Regions from separate parts of the Homo sapiens genome. Here region 1 is linked to region 2. A link is a contact called in ENCODE Hi-C or POLR2A ChIA-PET data. All regions are on one chromosome and are shown on one strand. The core of a region is the stretch at or near the end of the contact, and the rest is flanking DNA. Distances in the headings are between cores, read along the strand shown.

Region 1 (4,475 bases), core at 872-3,371, 110 kb after region 2:
TAGGGTCTCGCTGTGTTGCCCAGACTGGAGTGCAGTGGCTATTCACAGGTGTGATCATAGAGCGCTACAGTCTTGAACTCCTAGGCTCAATTGATTCTCCTGCCTCTGTCCCCCGAAGTAGCTGGGACTTACAGGGTCATGCCATAGCCCTCAGCCTTTTCTTTATATCTTTAAATATAAAAGCATGGGCTGGGCGCATTGGCTCACTGCTGTAATCCCAGCACTTTGGGAGGCCAAGACGGGTGGATCACGAGGTCAGGAGATCGAGACCATCCTGGCCAACATGGTGAAACCCTGTCTCTACTAAAAAAATACAAAAATCAGCTGGGCGTGGTGGCAGGCGCCTGTAATCCCAGCTACTCGGGAGGCTGAGGCAGGAGAATCATTTGAACCTGGGAGGTGGAGGTTGCAGTGAGCCAAGATCACGTCATTGCACTCCAACCTGGGTGACAGGGCGAGACTCCATCTCAAAAATAAATAAATAAATAAATAATAAAATAAAAGCATGTATATACGTATGTATGCCTATATGTACATACATATGGTTAAAAATACATATTTTCTGGCTGGGCGTGGTGGCTCACGCCTGTAATCCTAGCACTTTGGGAGGCCGAGGCAGGTGGATCACGAGATCAGGAGATCGAGACTATCCCGGCTGACACGGTGAAACCCCATCTCTACTAAAAATACAAAAAAATTAGCTGAGCATAGTGGCGGGTACCTGTAGTCCCAGCTGCTGGGGAAGCTGAGGCAGGAGAATGGTGTGAACCTGGGAGGCAGAGCTTGCAGTGAGCCGAGATCGCACCACTGCACTCCAGCCTGGGCAACAGAGCAAGACTCTATCTCAAAAAAAAAAAAAAAAAAAAATATATATATATATATATATATATATATATATATACATATATATATATATTCTGCTTCAATTTGCTCTAAAATATATATATATTTGGACTTGATATTTATAGAATCATACTACATATGCATTCTTTTGTGACTTGCTTCCTTCACTTGATTACCTTTTTGTAACTCACCCAGATTGAGGTGTGTAGCTGTAGTTCATTCATTTTCATGCAATATAGTATTCTATTTTCTGAAAACACCATAGCCTATTTATCTGTTTTACTGTTGACAGATGTTTATTCTTCTATTTTTTTCTGTTAAAAATAATTCCACTATAAATACTTTTGTATATGTGCAAAAGCTTCTCTAGGTATATACCTATAAGTAAGTGCAGTTACTAATGTGTACAGTAAATGCATCTTCAAATGTAATAGATAATGCAAACTTTTTGTTGTTGTTGTTGTTGGGGGAGACGGAGTCTTGCTCTGTCGCCCAGGCTGGAGTACAGTGGCGTGATCTCGGCTCACTGCCACCTCTGCCTCCCAGGTTCAAGCAATTCTTCTGTCTCAGCCTCCTGAGTAGCTGGGACTAAAGGCGCACACCACCACATCCAGCTAATTTTTGTATTTTTAGTAGAGACGGAGTTTCACCATGTTGGCCAGGATGGTCTTGATCTCCTGACCTCATGATCTGCCCGCTTTGGCCTCCCAAAGTGCTGGGATTACAGGCGTGAGCCACCCTGCCTGGCTGACAAAACTGCTTTTCAAAGTAGCTATACCAGTTTTCCCTCCCACTAGGAGTGGATAAGAGTTGCTATTGCTGCATACCCTTGTCAACACTTGGTATTACCTGACTTTAATTTTAGCCAACCTAGTAGTTGTGAAATGGTTTTAATTTGCATTTTCTTGACTGACATAAGATTGAACATCTTTTCATATGTTTAGAAACTGTTTATGTGTTCTCTTCAGTGAAATTCCTGCTTGGTTATTTGCAGATTTTTCTAGTAGGTTGTCTTTGTCTCATTGATTCATCACCGTTCTTTTATATTCTAGATGCTAATCCTTTGTCAGAGTTATGTGTTTTGCCGATCAACATGTTTCCTTTTTTCTGCAGATCTAATCACTCAAGGAGAAGTTTGAAAACCATTGGCCCAGGCTTCTGTTCTGTGCACCACAGTGAAACGGCCCTGTGGTTCTGCACAGGGCAGGTGTGGGTTCTTGGAGTGAGTCGCATTGTAGTTACTGACTGCTGCTGACCTGTGGTGCTTGCCTTTGCAGGTGGAACAGGAGGATTTTGTAATGGAAGGGCATGGCAAGACTCCACCTCCTGGTGAAGAAAGCAAACAGTGAGTCACAGTTTATTTAAAAAGAGTCCTATTACAGATCCTCGGAAACACTTTGGTTCAACATGCTGATAAGCGTGTTTGTCAGAGATGTATACGTTGGAGACATTGGGGAACTCACCAGTTGCTTTGGTGGCTGTTAATGCATTGCTTCTATTTATAGACCAACTAACTAGAAGGACAAGAAAGTTAGCGTTACAGTTTTTCACACTCGCCTAATCAAAATTTATGTTATGTTGTAGCAAAGGCTTTAAGGCTCAGTATGTTCCAAATTGAACTAATTCTGTTTGGTTGATTTCCAAAGAAAGTATAAAATGGTACATCCTTTTCTCAGTATTGTCTTTCTGAAGTGAACTAAACTAATAGACCATTTCCCTGCAATCTAAGTGTGAATTTATTTGAATGGTACTTTCTGAAATTCTATTCCATTTGGTTATTTACACTGCTGATCTTTGTTTAAATAACAAATTGTTTCTCTAAAGGAACAGGAATTATAAATAATATAACTTAGCCAACATTCCAAATAATTCAGGATCTCTCCCCTAACTCCTTAAGGGGTAATTGGTTTGTTGTTGGTTTTTTTTTTTTTTTTTTCTTGAGACGGAGTATCACTCTTGTCACCCAGGCTGGAGTGCAGTGGTGCAATCTGGGCTCACTGCAACTTCCGCCTCCTGGGTTCAAGCAATTCTCCTTCCTCAGCCTCCTAAATAGGACTAGGTGTGGTGGCGGGGACTACAGTTGCCCGCCACCACACCTAGCTAATTTTTCTATTTTTAGTAGAGATGGGGTTTCACCATGTTAGTCAGGCTGCTCTTGAACTCCTGACCTCAGGTGGTCTGCCTGCCTCGGCCTCCCAAAGTGCTGGGATTGCAGGTGTGAGGCATCGTGCCCAGCCAGGGGTGATTGGTTTTAAACCTGAAGTTGGGAGTCTGTTGGGTAGCTTTTTGATAGCAGTGAGTGAATTTTTTTCCTCTCTCCGTCATAGAATGTGAAAAATTGTGTTGCAGAGCAGACTGGTTTTTCATATGCCCTTTTAAAGGAAAAACAGTTAAGACTGCTTAAAGTACTGACATAACTACTATTTTTTATTCAGACATTAGTCTCCTAAATTGAATGGGCCAGTGATTATGGAATTTACCAAAAATCTATACAGAGAAACTTCTCTCATTCATATTTTTTTTCCTAGAAAATAGTTTAATTTTGGTCTGTCTTAAGAAAATTATGTCTTTAAAACCCTTAGGAATAAATTATGCAGAATGGACTATGCTGCCACGAGGCCAGATTCATTAAAGGAAAATGGCTCGTCTTGTATTTGTTGTGAATGGAAACCAGGATATTTTCACAGCTGGTTTAATTTGCTAACCAGGCAATTTTAAAAATAGCTCACAATATAAATCCTAGCTTTGCTGTATTCTATCAAATGCACTTACATTTTGCATGGGCTGATGGAATCAATTCATCTTTAGCAAATTAGAATGCCAGACATCTAGTCCCAGTAGAATGACAAGAGAAACACTTCAGGTGCTTTTCTCCGTGTCCACTGCACAGCCCTCCACCCCCACACTCTGGTCAAAGGTCTGTCATATAAAAATTATAACTCCATTTGTCGAGGGTTTTCTGTGCACAAGGTACTTTGCTTAAATATGTTTTACTCTGTCATTTCCACTCATTACACCATTTCATCTCCATTTCACTCAGAGATCAGGGTAGGTAACTTGCCCATGGTAATGCAGCTTGAAATGCAATTTAGATTTGAACCCAGATCTTACCGACTCTCTCACACCCTTTGCCATCCTTGGAAGCTATGCTCTTGAAAAATACTGTTGTTAGTAAAACTGCAGTTGTCAAAATCAAAGTCTCATGAATAAGAGGGAGTAGGCCAGGCGTGGTGTGGCTCACTGTAATCCCAGCACTTTGGGAGGCCAAGGCGAGTGGATCACTTGAGGTTGGGAGTTCAAGACCAGCCTGACCAACGTGGTGAAACCCTGTCTCTAGTAAAAAAATACAAAATTAGCCAGGCGTGGTGGCACACGCCTGTAATCCCAGCTACTTAGGAGGCTGAGGCAGGAGAATTGCTTGAACCCAGGAGGCAGAGGTTGCAGTGAGCTGAGATCACACCATTGCACTCCAGCCTGGGCAACAAGAGCGAAACTCCATCTTCAATAAATAAATAAATAAATAAATAAATAAATAAATAAATAAATAAATAAAGAGGGAGTTGAGGGAGACAATGAAAATGGCATAAGCCTATTTTTAAAAAAACAGGTGGAAGTTCTGTACTATAAAGGAT
Region 2 (4,092 bases), core at 1,091-3,590:
GGCCATCTTATTTGGAAATTATTTTCCTATTCTCAAGTGGGCAAATAGGAGAAGGTTTCAGGCATTTGTTTTGTCTCTGGGAGGGAAGGCACAATGAGGTGGAGTGGACAAATTGCTGAGGCCTTTATGGACAAAGATTCTAAGAAGAACAGGCTTTGGCCATCTCTGGATATTCCCATTCTGCTCCCTGCCACCAGAGAGCAAATGTCGTAGGTCACCACACATCACCAGTCTCTTGCCTAGCTAACCGTAACTCATTCTTTAGTTCTCCTTGAAGGTGTCACTTCTTCCAGGAAGCCATTTCTGTCCCTCCCGAGATGGAGTCCCATGTCCCTACCATTTGCTTCCAGGGCACCTTCTCACAGCACTGCATCATGGTTATCTGCTTATCTGCTGGACACCCCTACTCGACTGAGGTCCTTGAAGGAAGAGAGAGTGTATCACTCATCTGCATAGCCTTTGTAACTTAGTAAAAGTGCCTGACATGCTCACTAAACATTTACTGAGTAATTATTTATTTGGGGGCCTTTTACGATCAGAACAATGTGAAGGACACAAAGATGAAAAAGAAACCATCTGCTTCAAGGTACTTACAACTGAAATGTATCAAACAATTACCCAGAAAGTCAAGCACCAACTTAAGTGCTAAAATAGGGGTCCAAGCAACCAACTTTGAAGATTAGGAAGGTTTTAGATTCTGAATGTTTCTCATTCATTGTGTTTTTGAGTTCAGAATCCCCATACTGGAAGGCTAATATGGGGTATGTGCATACAATTTTAAGGACTCACGTTCTTACAACCTATATTAGAATTTGACGCACGATCTTTCTTCTGTCCTTCTTGCAGTTGCCCTAGGAATACATGCCACTTACTCTTAATTGACGTTTATGAAATACCTTGGCTTCATTTGCTGAAAGGCTCTAAGTGTTGAGCATTGTTACTATGTTACAATGGTTGTTTTATTATTAAAGCAGTGCCAAGGAGGTTACACAACAGCTTGGATCAGGAAGTGAAACAAGGGCGGTGATCCCACTGAAGCTACAGGGGATGGGGATTTGGGACGGTAAAATGTTAATTACCCAAGATGGAATGTGGGCTAGAGTCCAGCGTTGTGCTCCTGGAGATCATTTCGGTCGCAAAAGCTCACTGGCAATGGGTCCTAAGCGTCCTGCCCTCCTCTGGCTGAAATGTTGGATTCACTTCGATGAATGCTGCTATAGGGAAAGAACCCAGTGGCCACCAGCCAGGAGCACACGTCTTGCTCAGCATCAACTATCCTGGAAGATTTCCAGGAGCTGAAGGGCTGTTCTCTTTGCATGCAATAAATTATTCATTTCTAAGACGATTTATTCTGTCTCTCTCTTTAGACTTGATTTCTCCTAGTTTTCCAGCTCTTGAGGACTCTCTCCAAAGAATGAGTTGTAGATGGTTGGTCAGGGGTTGCGAGTGGTGCCTAGGCTTCGCATAAAAGGAGGCAGAAATGTCTACCTTAAAGGGGAGAGGAATGGGTCCTGGGGAGGAAGATGTGGTGGAGGCAATGACAACCTTTCCATAGTAAGTCCCCAACAAAGTCACTTCTAGAAACTGACTGAAGACTTTGAGTTCCAAATGAAACGTTTTTAAGATGCTAGGTTGGCTGACAAGTACATCGTCTAAGGTGGAGGCACTAAAGCATAATAAAAAGAGTGAAGTCTCTGCAGTTTGACCCAGGACCAGATGCCAGGCCCACCAACGACTCTGTATCTGGATGACCTTGGGCAAGTTTTCTAAGCTCTCGCCAGCCTTAATTTCCCATCTATAAAAACTGGATACTGCATTACTCCCAGGTTTAACCAGATAATGTTTGTGAAGAAAGCAGCCCAATACTTGGCACAAAATAGGCAAGGGAGTCACTATTATCGTCAACTACTGGCCAAACAACCAGAGTTGACCCCAAATCCCCAGTAAACAATTAACCGTAGCAGAGCGAATCCGGATCTGACGCACCTATTTGCCCAATAAGGTGCCAGGAAATAACACAGTGGAGTCAAACCAATGGTATTAGCCCTTGTTGATGGACGGGCTTTCTTGCTGTTCCACCAATAGCTTGAAGATTTGACTGGGGAGTGACATCCTGACAGTCCAATGACGCACAACCAGCCCACACTCAGCACTTCGGAGGGGATAAATCAAGGAGCCGGCACGTATGGATTCCGTTATAGGGCAGTACTGGTTGGAGAGAGGAGCTTAGGGAAACAGCGCCGAGGCAAGGCACTAATGAGCTAAAAATAAAGAAAAAAGACGATGGTTGCGCCAAGCGACCTCGGCCGCCATCATGCTCTAATTTCCCCTGAGTCTCTCTGGGTCCTCGACCGAGGAAGCGGCCTCTGGGATGCTGAGGGGGTGTGTCCCCACATGATTGGCTCAGGCAGCTCAGCCAATCCTAGCTCGTTAAACGGGAAGCACTTAACCAATGAGGGGCGAAGGCAGCAACGAGGAATTGGAGGGGCGGAACGACAGCTTGACGGGCACAAAAGCCAGCCAGTGAGAGCCGGAAGCATCCTCCCTGCGGCCAATGGAGTGGGGCTCTGGGCGGGCCCCCGAGTGTTTGTGTTGTGGTTTTGGGGGAGGGATGCGGAGGGGAAAGTTTGTTTATTTTGTTTTTAGTTTTTGGGGTCCCCGTGCTGCTGCAAGGCGAAACGGGAGGGAGTGACCCCTGCGCCCCTCAGTCCCCCCTACGACGTCGCCTCCATAGTCTGCGGAGAAGCGGAGACTGCGCGCCTCGCCTCACAGCGAAACGCCGCGCACTCGGAGCCGGCACGGCTCGGCGGTGAGTGAGGTGCGGCGGCCGCGCCGTCCTTCCCCTCCCCCGCGCCCCGCCGGGACGGAGCGGGGCGGCCGGGGGTCGGCGAGGGCGCCCCCGGGGGCGCGCGGCGCGGCCCGGGGCGGTGAGCGGAGGCGCGGCGTGTGCGTGTCCTCGCGAGGGAGCGCGCGTGGGGCGGGGAGCGGGCCGGGGAGGGGGCGTGAGCGCGCGCGGGGCTGGTGCGGCCGGCGGCGCTGAGCGCGCGCTCCGCGGGAGCGGGCGCCGCCGAGATTTGAGTCGAGGGGCGGGGAGGGACTCGGGGCGACGTCCGGCGCGCGGGCCGGGGCGCCCCGAACGGCCGGGCAGGCACTGGCGGGCGCGCGCGCGGCTCCGGGCGTCACGCGCCAGCAGGTGTGAGCTGGGGGAGGGCTTCCGGGTGGGCTGGCCCGGCCGTCGAGTTCGCTTCCCGTCTCCGGGGGGCCTCGGCGCGGGGACACCTTCCCGGCCCGCGGAGGCGCGTCCGCCCCTGGCTGGCGGTGGCAGAGGGAGGCGTCAGGCCTCGGATCCTCGGGTCCCTGCGCAGCGTCCCGGCCTGTGTGCAGGACCTGCGTGACAAGGTGAATGCGTTCCACACCCCTCGCCAGGGCCCTGCGTGTGCGGCCACTTGGGGAGGCGGCTCAGACTCTGGACAAGGAAACGAGGGGCACGGAGAGTGTTTTTACACCTTCCCGTGGTCCGGTGCCCTTCAGTTCCAGACTACCGGTTTATTCGGCTGTAGAGGCTGGACATCCGATCCAGCGAGACACGCTGTAGTGGTTAAAGACGTCCAGTAACGGTCACCTCTAGTCAAGCGCCTTAAGGACCAGCTTATTCTGAATTCTTTGGAATTCAGGTTACCAGCCTGGGACTTTAAGTTCGTGCTTTCTCATGTGTTTTGGCTGTTTTATTACTTTTTAGCATCAGTGCTAGAGATTGAACGAGAGGATGGTGAATTTCAAGTTGGTCATTTGTATTATAATTTAAGCAAAATTATACAAAATTGGTCAAAGATATTTCTTCATAGTGAATAAAACAAGCCAAGAATCAGTGAATGAAACATTAGTGCCCCCACCAACAGTTAAGTATATATATAAAGTGTGTAGAAATGATAGACATTAGCATTTTGTGAAAGTTTACTAATAGAGGTTACTTCTCTCTTCGCTGTGGGAGATTTCAGTAGTATAAGGTTTCTCTTGATTTGGAGAATCATCAGTGATCTTGGCTTCGAAAGTACAGATGTGTTTTGGGTAGTGTTGTGTAAATGCCTCTTA

The links. A loop is a pair of places that touch in the nucleus more often than their neighbours do. ChIA-PET counts read pairs that join two places held with the same protein, here RNA polymerase II (POLR2A). Pooled maps may share reads with other maps.
Region 1: a loop to region 2 is called in a map of Caco-2, with 9 times the contacts of the local background. The contact joins the enhancer-like site here to the promoter of TNRC6B-DT in region 2. A Hi-C loop is called at or near these places in 9 of 168 maps with a recorded cell type or tissue (Caco-2, HepG2, PC-9 and 6 more), 1 of 37 single-sample maps with no recorded cell type and 11 of 50 pooled maps. POLR2A ChIA-PET finds 5 or more read pairs at or near these places in 19 of 52 experiments (A549, B cell, CD4-positive, alpha-beta T cell and 15 more).

Annotation. Positions count from the first base shown.
Region 1 is chr22:40,153,995-40,158,469 of GRCh38, forward strand. It overlaps a transcript of TNRC6B not described here. Among named protein-coding and RNA genes, the nearest start is that of TNRC6B, 22 kb to the right of the region's middle. Within about 2 kb of position 2,122, at least 8 of the 41 ENCODE cell types and tissues checked have a DNase peak (open chromatin) inside an H3K27ac peak, as active enhancers do.
Region 2 is chr22:40,042,190-40,046,281 of GRCh38, forward strand. TNRC6B-DT (TNRC6B divergent transcript) reads right to left here and starts at 2,341. Exons shown (of 1, transcript NR_163486.1): 1 at 941-2,341. FAM83F (family with sequence similarity 83 member F) reads left to right here. Exons shown (of 5, transcript NM_138435.4): 5 at 1-1,345. It also overlaps a transcript of TNRC6B not described here. RefSeq lists enhancers at 1,336-1,983, 2,065-2,364, 2,675-2,794 and silencers at 3,095-3,314, 3,325-3,394.